Regions from separate parts of the Homo sapiens genome. Here region 2 is linked to region 1. Evidence: read pairs that join two places in POLR2A ChIA-PET (ENCODE). Cell type or tissue: Panc1. All regions are shown on one strand. Each heading gives the region's core, and the rest is flanking DNA. Links, peaks and the distances in the headings are about the cores only.

Region 1 (5,368 bases), core at 255-5,254:
TATATAAGTAAGCCAAAGTAAAACACTCTTAAATACCTATATAGCAGTCCACCCAAAATTTCTGAGAGCTACGAAGCATCCAGCTTATCAGTTACCTCTTCATTTAACATTTAAATCCTTCAGTGGGTATGCTGGAGCAGTATCATGTCCCTGCACGTTCCTTCAACACCACAGGGACCATGTGCAATAGTCCATGTTATAAAGATTCTTAGTGAGTGCAAATTTAGTCAAGTAAAATAAGGCAGTTCTAAAAGGGCCACCTGCAGAGTGAATTATAGCACAAGCGAGGGCTGGTGGCAGGGGGTGGGGGCGCCCTAGCGTCCTGCCGTCCAGGGGCAGGGAAGATGAGAGTGAGCTGATGTGGCAGTCCTTGTGGGAGAGCTGTGAGGGGCAGCTGTCACAGACTCGACATCCTCTCATTTAGTTTTATACAACTTTGGCTGGGCTTAGTGGTTCACGCCTATATTACCAGCACTTTGGGAGGCTGAGGCAGGTGAATCACCTGAGGCCAGGTCAGCCTGGCCAACATGGCGAAACCCCGTCTCTACTAAAAATACAAAAATTAACTGGGTGTGGTGGCGGGCGCCTACTGTAGTCCCAGCTACTCAGGAGGCTGAGGCAGGAGAATTGCTTGAACCCAGGAGGCGGAGGTTGCAGTGAGCCGAGATCACACCATTGTACTCCAGCCTGGGCGACAGAGCAAGACTCCGTTTCAAAAAAGATAAAATAATAATAATAGTTTTATACAACTTCAAATGCACTTGGGGGCACACATGTTTTAGAGAATTCGATTTTGATATTGTTTTGGATCAAACTGTTTGAAATCTTTTTGCAAATATTTGGATTGTGAGTTCAGCTAGTAGAACCATCATATAAGTAAAAACAAAACACAAAACTGGTGTTCTGTGAACTGTTTCCTCCGGGGTAGGTGGTTCTTTTCCACTACTTTCTTTCACGTTCATTGTTTTGTTTTCTGCATATCTGGGCTCCTCCAGTGCCTGCTGACAAGAACGAAGGCCCGGGCGATTATTCTCAATAGATTGGCTTTCTTCTGCTGTTGCTGCTGTTGTGTGTACATAGATTTTGTCCCCCCGTGGCCTACCTCTGACTGGTGTGCACATCGCGGGTAGGGCCTACTGCCTGGTAGACCTTGCTGTGGAGCATTGGGCAGGGGTTTTCTTCAATACCTGTGAGATCTGTGCTCCTAGACGCCATCACCTGCACCTGCAGCCCCGGCTCTCCCCACCCAGTCATGTCTCCTTAGGGCGAAGCTCCTGGCCTCTGTTGTACAGAAAGCCCTGGCCTGTCCTGCATGTGGGTGAGAGAAGCCAAGCCTGGGGATCCCAGAGGAATCGACAGGCTTATTCTTCTCCATACCTCCAACAGGCTCTCACTGTATGTTTGTTGAAATTGCCCCATCCTCAGTCCACTAAGAAATAAAAGAGCATCCATGTTCATGGATTGAGATTCCCACAGATCGTTGCAAATGTAATGTCATCATTTGCTTGATCCCCTGATAGTACTGATAATTACACAAGGTCATTTCCAGACAGTGGCTACTGTTTCCATTGTGGAGGGGTTTTCAAAGTCTTCCGTACATAAGAACAATTGTAAAGCAGTTTCTGAAATAGAAATCTATTGCAAATAACTTCTTTTAGCTGGACTTTAACCCTTGGGCATTTCATTCTTTTATTTAAACAGATGATGCTGGAGGGTCTTGAAATCTTTACAGTAAAACCTGCAACTTGAAAACTAGCCTTCTGTAACCACAGTGCCCAAACGAAGAGGAATGTATGGAGAACTCCACGTGGATCTCTGATTGCGAAACCGTCACATACACCAAGAGAGCCACATGGGCATGTGGCCCTCAAGGCTGGGTGAGAGGGCTCCCCTGTGTGTTGAACTATGCAGGAGGGTGACGCGGACACATTTCAGGTGGACTTTGCAAGGACTGATGGATAGCTACCTCAGGGACCAGAATCCGTGGGAAGGGATGGACCTGGTGTTCCCGTTCCCATCTGACAGGCTCTCTTTTGTCAAGGTGGTATTTTTCGTAATAAAAGGGGAAGAGTAAAGACTGTCCAAGCAACAGTAGCTGCCAAAGAGAAAATACGAAATAGACACTTTTTTTTTTTGAGTCAGAGTCTCACTCTGTCACCCAGGACAGAGTGCAGTGGTACGATCTCAAGCTCACTGCAGCCACCACCGCCTGGGCTCAAGTGATTCTCCTGCCTCAGCCTCCCGAGTAGCTGGGATTACAGGCGTCCACCACCATGCCCAGCTAATTTTTTTATTTTTAGTAGAGTTGGAGTTTCACCATGTTGGCCAGGATGGTCTCGAACTCTTGACCTCAGGTGATCCACCCGCCTTGGCCTCCCAAAGTGCTAGGATTACAGGCATGAGCCACTGCGCCCAGCAAAATAAACACATTTTATAATTTGTATGTGGAAACATGTTACTATAGAAAGCATTTTAAAGGTACGTTTTAAAGGTCCACTGTTAAATAGTAAAGAATGAATCCGCTAGCGAAAATGTTTTTAGGGAGAACAGCTGGATCAAAAGGGCTTCTTTGGAATTAGGTTGTTTTAGTAACTTCTGTTCCAAAGAAACACAGGTCTGATATTGCTAAGAACTGAAATCGGAGGAGCCAGAGGCCCTTTTCAGTCCAGGCCAACATTGTGCACGGCCACTGTGGGACTGACAACCGGGATAGCTCAAGTTCGAGAGACCAGGTTTCAAACATTATAAGTTCCAGGCTTTGCAAGTCTTTATTCTCTGGGGTAATATCCAGTCTTTCTGTTATTGTCTCTTAAAATTCTCTTCCATGGCCCACATTAAGGGAGTTTGCAGAGAGTGAGGGAGGCAAAACTTGAAAAGGGCCTGCAACACTTTAAACCTTCTCAGGTTCACCCACATGAAACGGCTGTGCTGAGTGTGCTGCCGGTGCCCGGGGAGCTTCTCTGACTGTGACCCGGCAGAGGCTTCTGTGGCGGTGCATGAGCGGCCCTACAGTGGAGGGTTCTCTTTGGAAACAAACAGCCCTGCTTGGTTTCAGTTTGAGGCCACTTATCTTCAATGTGACATTTCTTGCCAAGCCCTGTGACACTCCCCATTGATGACTCCCATAGGTACAGATAAAGTTAAGAACAGGAAACAGAAGGGTAGGATGCATAGGGAGGGAGAGAAGCCCTGAAAACTTTTTTTTTCTTTTTGAAGCATGGAAAACAAATCTTTTATGCCACTCCAGCCATAAATAAAATTTTAACTTCAACCCTGTGTGCTCAGTGTTTCTTTAGTTATGCCAAGGCTTGCTAGAATGTTATTTAGTGAGAATTTTTAGCTTGAGTTGCCACCCAACTGTGAAATCAACTAAATGATTACTTGAATGTATTTAAATGTTTTAAAAAGCAAACATTATAAATTTTTCTTTAATGTCATTTAGTAAGTGCAGTCAGGGAATATCTGAATCTAAGAGCTGGCCAGACACAGGGTATAGCAGAATTACAAGCATAGAGGATGCTATGCAGTAGGATGTAAAGCTCATTACAGCCCATTTTTAAGAAAAGCTTTGTGTGCTCTGCTGGAGGACACAGCCATGTTGCTGCACCACATGGATGTATCTAGTCAGTTCTGTTGTATGCTCGTTGTAGAATGTAAAGTTTATTCCAATCCGATTGATAGATTAAAGGCAATTCCAGCATAGTGCACTTGCTTGTGTATAGTTTAGTCCGTGAGAAACATCACATCAGGAGGTAACAAAGTTGGCCCTGCTGTTTACTGCCTCAAGCTAGAGTAGCTATTACATTTTAAAATGGTTATATTTTAAGACAGGGCAGGTAGCTCAAACCTGTAATCCCAGCACTTTGGGAGGCTGAGGGGGGCGGATCACTTGAGGCCAGGAGTTTGAGACCAGCCTGGCCAACATGGTGAAACCCTGTCTCTACTAAAAATACAAAAATTAGCCTGGCGTGGTGGCGTGTGCCTGTAATCCCAGCTACTTGGGAGACTGAGGCAGGAGAATCACTTGAACCAAGGAGGCAGAGGTTGCAGTGAACCAAGATTGCACCACTGCACTCCAGCCTGGGCGACAGAGGGAATTCCATCTAAAAAAAAATAAAAATAAAATGGTTACATTTTAAATAGTTATACAAGTACCTGCTAAGAACCTCCTTACTATCTCAACAAAGCCTGAATATGTGCTGTGGCCCTTAAATTAGGTTACTGGGCATGCTCTGTTATATCAGAAATGACTGAACTTGGTGGGATCACTGACAGTCTATAAGTCAAAGTTATGAAAGAGAACAGCCAAGCGCGGTGGCTCACGCCTGTAATCCCAGCACTTTGAGAGGCTGAGACGGGTGGATCACTTAAGGCCAGGAGTTCGAGACCAGCCTGGCCAATGTAGTGAAACCCTGTCTCTACTAAAAATACAAAAATCAGCGGGGCACGGTGGCAGATGCCTATAGTCCCAGATACCTGGGAGGCTGAGGCAGGAGAATCGCTTGAACCCAGGAGGTGGAGGTTGCAGTGAGCAGAGATCGCGCCACCGCACTGCAGCCTGGGCAACAGAACGAGACTACGTGTCAAAAAAAGAAAAAGGAGGACAAATAGAGTGGCTTCTGCTGTCTGCAGTTCATAGAGGTCAGCTATCTCACCGTACCGGAAGTCCCTTCCAGGAAGGAACCAAATCTTTTTGAGATTTAATTTCTTCCTCACAGAGTGCATTCTGTTATTACATGAAACAGTGTTGTTAAAATGGATACATTTACTCAGGAGGCTACTCCTTGGTTAGCACTTGGGCCCAAAGCAGTCTGAAGTGGAAGCCCACCTCAGAATTTTCTTGTCCCTTTTTTTTTTTTTTTTTTTTTTTTTGTTGAGACAGTCTTTGTCACCCAGGCTGGAGCACAGTGGCGCAATTTCAGCTCACTGCAACCTCCACCTCCTGGGTTCAAGCGATTCTCCTGCCTCAGCCTCCTGAGTAGTTGGGATTACAGGTGCACCCCATCACACCTGGCTAATTTTTATATTTTTAGTAGAGACAGGGTTTCACCACATTGGCCAGGCTGGTCTCGAACTCCTGAGCTCAAGTGATCCACCCGCCTCAGCCTCCCGAAGTGCTGGGATTACCAGCGTGTGAGCTGCCGCTCCAGGCCTGTCTTGTTCCATTTTGAAGTGGAAATGAAGTGGTGAAAGTGCAGCTTTCTGCACATAATAACGTTTGTAAGTGGAGAAGTCAGTTGTCACTTGAGAAACTCTGTATTCTTCAATATTTCCGTAACAGAGATTCTATTTATAAAAATTCAGATTGCATTGAAACAGACATAATTCAATTTCACCATTAAAATATTTTTGGCTTCTAAAATTCTAC
Region 2 (5,368 bases), core at 202-5,201, 160 kb after region 1:
AGAACAGGAGTAAGCTCTTGAAGCTTCAGGAAAGGCTGGGAGAGGCCAGGTTTCCATGTCCTCTCTCCTGGCTCTGGCCTCCCTCCCCAGCTGTTGCAGGCTTGGCTCAGCCCTCCTCCTCCCAGCAGTCCCTCTGCCTGCCTAGGGCAGTGTCAGTGCCTAGCTGAATGTAGGAGTCACCTCCTCCTACTGTCCCTGTTTCCTCATCCCCACCCCCTTCTCAGCCACCCACAACACAGCCACTCCCTCCCCATCCCCAGAAAGGGCCCCGGTCACATCGCCAGCGGCCACCTGCTCCATCCCCATTGGGACTTCTCAGTCCTGGCTTCACTGAGCACTGGGCCACACTGGGCAGTCCCAGCCAGAATCACTTTTTTTTTGCTATCACCCAGGCTGGAGTGCAGTGGTACAATCTTGGCTCACTGCAACCTCCGCCTTCAGGGTTCAAGCAACTCTCCTGCCTCAGTCTCCCAAGTAGCTGGGACTACAGGCATGCACCACGATGCCCAGCTAATTTTTGTATTTTTAGTGGAGATGGGGTTTCATCATATTGGCCAGGTTGGTCTCGAACCCCTGACCTCAAGTGATCCACCCACCTCGGCCTCCCATAGTGTTGGGATTACAGGCATGAGCCACCACGCCCTGCCCAGAATCACTTTTTGATTCCTTCTTGGATATTGCCTTCTCCTGGTTTCCTTCTACCCCTCTGCCTGTTTCTACGTCTTCTTTCTGAATCCCCCAGGTCCCCTGGTTCCCCCTTCGCCCTCCACCACCTTCCCTTAGTCATCTAGACTCCTTCCAGGGCACCCCATTCTCCGATGGCTTAAACGAATTAAGTTAATACCAAAGTAGTAATGAGTTCCCAACCTGTTCCAACTCAGAAATGCCTCCCTCGGGCCATCTGCTGATGTGCTGTTTCCGCACCCCACCCCATCCAAAGTCAAAACGGACCAGGATCTCTGGTGCCTCCAAACTTTTGCAGAGACATCAGGAAAGCTGGCACCACCAAGGAAACCCTTCCCACCTCTGCTCACCTTTCACTGGCCAGTCGCATGTCACCTCTTCCTGAGGGGCCTCCTTAACCTCAGAGGCGTGAGCATGCTGGTCCCCTTGGTAAGCTTTCCTGGGCTCTCTGCAAACTTCAAACTTATAAGACACCCTGTGGGGAGATGAGTTCTTGTCCTTTTGTTTTTCATTTTAAAATTTAACATGTGACCGGGCACGGTGACTCACGCCTGTAATCTCAGCACTTTGGGAGGACAAGGCGGGTGGATCACCTGATGTCGGGAGTTCAAGACCAGCCTGACCAACACGGAGAAACCCCGTCTCTACTAAAAATACAAAATTTGCCAGGCGTGGTGGTGCATGCCTGTAGTCCCAGCTACTCAGGAGGCTGAGGCAGGAGAATCGCTTGAACCCGGGAGGTGGAGGTTGCAGTGGGCTGAGATTGCGCCACTGCACTCCAGCCTGGGCAACAAAAGCAAAACACCATCTCAAAAAAACAGAAAGAAACAACATGTATTCAGAAAAGGGCACGTACCATAAATGAACAGCTCAATAAATTCTCACAAACTGAGCCCAACCTTGTAACCAATACCCAGAGTAAGAAAGCTGAACCTAACCAGCCCCCGAAAGCCCAGCACGCTCCCACTCCAGGATCACCACTCTCCTGACCTCTGAACTGTTCTTGCCTTTTTTTTTTTTTTTTTTTTTTTTTGAGACGGAGTCTCACTCCGCCGCCCAGGCTGGAGTGCAGTGGTGAGATCTCGGCTCACTGCAACCTCCGTCTCCCGGGTTCAGGCGATTCTCCTGCCTCAGCCTCCCGAGTAGCTGGGACTACAGGTGTGCACCACCATGCCTGGCTAATTTATTTTTATTTTTATTTTTAGTAGAGACAGGGTTTCACCATGTTGGCCAGGCTGGTTTCGAACTCCTGACCTCAGGCAATCCGCCCACTTCATCCTCCCAAAGTGCTGGGATTACAGGTGTGAGCCACCGCCACCGGCCTGTTCTTGCCTTTTATGTAAATGGAATCATGCAGCGAGTGTTCCTTTGTGGCTGACTCTATTACTCTGACTTACGTCTGTGAGATTTACCCGTTATGTGAGTTGCGGATCATTCACTCCTGTTCCGTTTGTCGTGCTCCTAAGCCCGAATACTCCACGATATTCATCTGCCTTGATGACGCTAGGCTTCCCAATTGGAGGAATTATGAATGTGCGGCTACATGTCTTTCTGTCTTTTGGAGCACATGTTGTATGCGTTTCTGCTGAGTGTAAGGCTGGGCGGGGCGTCGGTGGCTCAAGGGGTCCATGGTGAACTCACAGGAACACCGCTTTGAGCTGCCCAGTGGCGTTCCTATGCGTCTCATCCAGTTCCTCCGCATCTTCACCTGCACCATTTTATTCTTCTTCTTTGGAAAATAAATCTACTTGTGGTTCCAAAGCCTAACTCATCCTCAGTAACCCCGGTAGCTATGAATTCCTATACAAGAGGCTCCCGCAGGCCCAGCGCCAAAGCTGCCTCCCCTGCAGCCTCGGTGACTTCCCGGGTCTCTCCCTCCGGCCCTGGTGTCCCGGGTGAGCCCAGCACACGTTGGGATTTTGGTTGTTTGTTGGCCTGGCCCGACTGTCCCTGTCTCTGAGGGCAGAGTCGGGTCCCATCCCGGGACACGCCTGGGGTTAGCCACCGACCTGCAGCCTCCCGGCCGAGGGTGCGGGGTTGGCGGTAAGGCCTGCCCCAGTGCCCCCCAGCAGCCGGGCCTCCGACTGCAGGCCCGGGTCCCCGCTCCTCCGCGCGGAGTCGGGCGGGGATAACCTTTGATCCCGAGCCCTCCCCTCGAGAGGGGGTGGGGGGAGGAGGGGATCGGGTTTCACGGAGTGTTGGGGGATAGGACTGGGGGCATCCGGCCCGAAGGCGCCCCCTCTGTGCCCCCTCCGGGGAAGTCTGGGATCCAGGCCCTCGCCCCCAGCCGTGGGCGCGCGCCCCTCGCAGCCGGGGTCCGGGGAGGGAGGGTCCCGGCAGGGGGCGCCGGGGAGGGAGGACCAGGAGACCCGCGGCCCCGCCTCCGCCGCGCCCTCCTCCCGGGCGGGATAATTGAACGGCGCGGCCCTGGCCCAGCGTTGGCTGCCGAGGCTCGGCCGGAGCGTGGAGCCCGCGCCGCTGCCCCAGGACCGCGCCCGCGCCTTTGTCCGCCGCCGCCCACCGCCCGTCGCCCGCCGCCCATGGAGCGCGCCGCGCCGTCGCGCCGGGTCCCGCTTCCGCTGCTGCTGCTCGGCGGCCTTGCGCTGCTGGCGGCCGGAGGTAGGGGCGTCCCGGGTCCGCCGCCCCAGCTTAGGGTCCCGACCCCCTCGGCCTCGCGCTCCCTGCGAGTTTCGGAACCACGGGGACTCGGAGTCCGTGCGTTGCCCTGCGCGGCGCCCCCGGACTGTCAGCGCCGAGGCCTCGGCGACGCCCCCCTCCCCCACGGCCAGCTCCGGTCCTCATCTCCTCCCCGGCCTGGGGACTTGTTTCAAAACCGGATTCCCCCACCCCTCAAACACACCGTCCTACCCCAGTCCTAGCAAATCCAGCCGGCTCCGGGGGCCGCATCCCGGGCCCTGGGGGTTCAGGGGCGCTAGCTGGGCTGGGGGACGCTGGCTGGGGGTTACCGAGCCCAGGGCGCCTTGCACTTGACGCTGGAAGCGCCCTCGGCTATCTTTCCTCACCGCTTCCCGCCTCCACCCCCAGGTAGGAGCTGTTGTACCCAGCTTGCGGATGTGAAACTTGAGCCTGGAGGGTGGGAAGCAGTCTTTTCCCCAGGAGACACTAGCGGTCCTGGGATAGGGGCTGGAGAGGAAGAAATGAGAAAGCCAGGGAGCAGCCTGGAGGTTTTTGGGGCGTAGCTGGGAGGATGGAGGGGATGCGGACCTGGCCACCTCCTCCCTGCCTCCCTCCCGGGACAGAGGGCCCAAGGCAGTGGTTCTGCCGGGCTCGGTGCTCAGCGGGGACTGGGGACTGGTCACTTCCACCAACGGCAAGGGGGATGGAGTTTTCCAAGAGCAGATCTGATCGATGGCCCAGACCTTAGGCCCCAACTCTGGGACTGACAGCTCCGGGACAGTGCCCACCCAGCCCGCGCTTTTCTCCCCTCTAACCCTCAAGGCCTGGTCCCTGGGGGGACTGCCACGAGGTCCTCTGATCAGAGCAGCTGCTGGGCGGCAGAGCTATGACCTGTGACCTCTCTGCTGACCCGTGGCTTCTCAGAGCCACTAGCCAGGCCCGGCACTCCTGGCGTCTTTGTTTCTCCAGTGGCCCAGGTCCAGGGGAGTGCCCTAGACCACCCTCAGAATCCGAGTCTTAATCCCTGGTTTAGTTGAGTTCCTTTTAACCTCTGGTGACCGCCTTTGTTAGTCAAAAGGTCGCTTGTCCCAACTAATGCTCACTGGGGGATTCCAGGAAGGGGGCTGAAGGGGGCTGGAGGGGGAGGGGAGGCTGGGAGCTGAGCTCTACAGAGCTTTCTTGACTGGCTGGCTGCAGCAGAGCCCTGTGGAGCTCTGATTGTTCAGGCGGTGCTGGGCACGGCCTGGGCACCTCGTGGGGTTGGAGATGGTGTGGGGAGGCGCAGAGCTCAGTGTTGGCACCAGGAGCCTTCGCAGCCCCTGGGGGCTCCCTGGAGGCTCTTTAGAAGAGATGGAGCTTGATGTAAGGGGAGCGCGGGAAGAGGGCATTCCAGCAAGCAGCAGGCCGGGTGGCTGCCAGCTGGAGGGAAAACCCCGAGGGGCCCTGGGTGATGGGTGGGTGGGACATCCGAGACTCCTGTTAGAAAAGGAAGGAGCCTCAGAGGCCCCGATTGTGTCGATGAGGAAGCTGAGGGCCTGAGAGAAGGCGTGGTAAAACTCTCCCTGGCCCCGGAGTCTCTGCGTTCCCTCTCACTGTTCTTTTCTGTCTGCGGTTTGCGAACAATTTCTCCCTATGTGTGTGTGACTGAATGAACACCCCAGGACTTGCGGGCCCAGTGTGGCTCACTGCTGAGCCACAGAGAAGTTTGTAATTGGAAGGGTTTAAAAAAGCCTCCTAATTGCACACTTCGATAAAAGCAGCTGGATGTCCTGTGGGCCTTTTGTTTCTTTTGGGGAGAAGTCTCTTTGAGTTTCAACAGGTTTAATTTGGTACAGTTTGGGAAGGGGCTTTTGAAGACTGCCTGGCCCCTATCTGCAGCTGTGAGGCCCCCGAAGCCCTGTATGTAAGGCCACAAGTGGCACCGCCCCTGCTCTCAGAGAGCTGTGGGGCCGCAGATGGTGAGCCTGTTAGCTGATCTGCAGAAACTCCTTTGGCGACGGCCGCTTAAATGGAGAAGGGCGCTGATCTTTCTTGCCAAACGGCCGAG

The links. ChIA-PET counts read pairs that join two places held together with the same protein. Peaks named below come from ENCODE experiments on the same cell type or tissue, not always from the same donor. Only the 100,000 strongest peaks of a DNase experiment are listed, where the experiment ranks them.
Region 2: POLR2A ChIA-PET joins it to region 1 with 6 read pairs; 2 of 35 experiments call an interaction of 5 or more read pairs at or near these places.

Annotation. Positions count from the first base shown.
Region 1 is chr22:45,338,685-45,344,052 of GRCh38, forward strand. FAM118A (family with sequence similarity 118 member A) reads left to right here. Exons shown (of 9, transcript NM_017911.4): 9 at 1,702-3,271. The coding sequence ends at 1,721. Among named protein-coding and RNA genes, the nearest start is that of FAM118A, 31 kb to the left of the region's middle. In Panc1, for the core only: no CTCF peak of the experiment used is centred there; no DNase peak of the experiment used is centred there.
Region 2 is chr22:45,499,762-45,505,129 of GRCh38, forward strand. FBLN1 (fibulin 1) reads left to right here and starts at 3,122. Exons shown (of 17, transcript NM_006486.3): 1 at 3,122-3,303. The coding sequence starts at 3,225. LOC105373066 (a long non-coding RNA gene) reads right to left here and starts at 1,226. Exons shown (of 3, transcript XR_938305.2): 1 at 1,035-1,226. RefSeq lists enhancers at 1-133, 3,736-4,349, 4,350-4,963, 4,964-5,368. In Panc1, for the core only: no CTCF peak of the experiment used is centred there; no DNase peak of the experiment used is centred there; H3K4me3 peaks cover 2,859 bases; H3K27ac peaks cover 2,852 bases.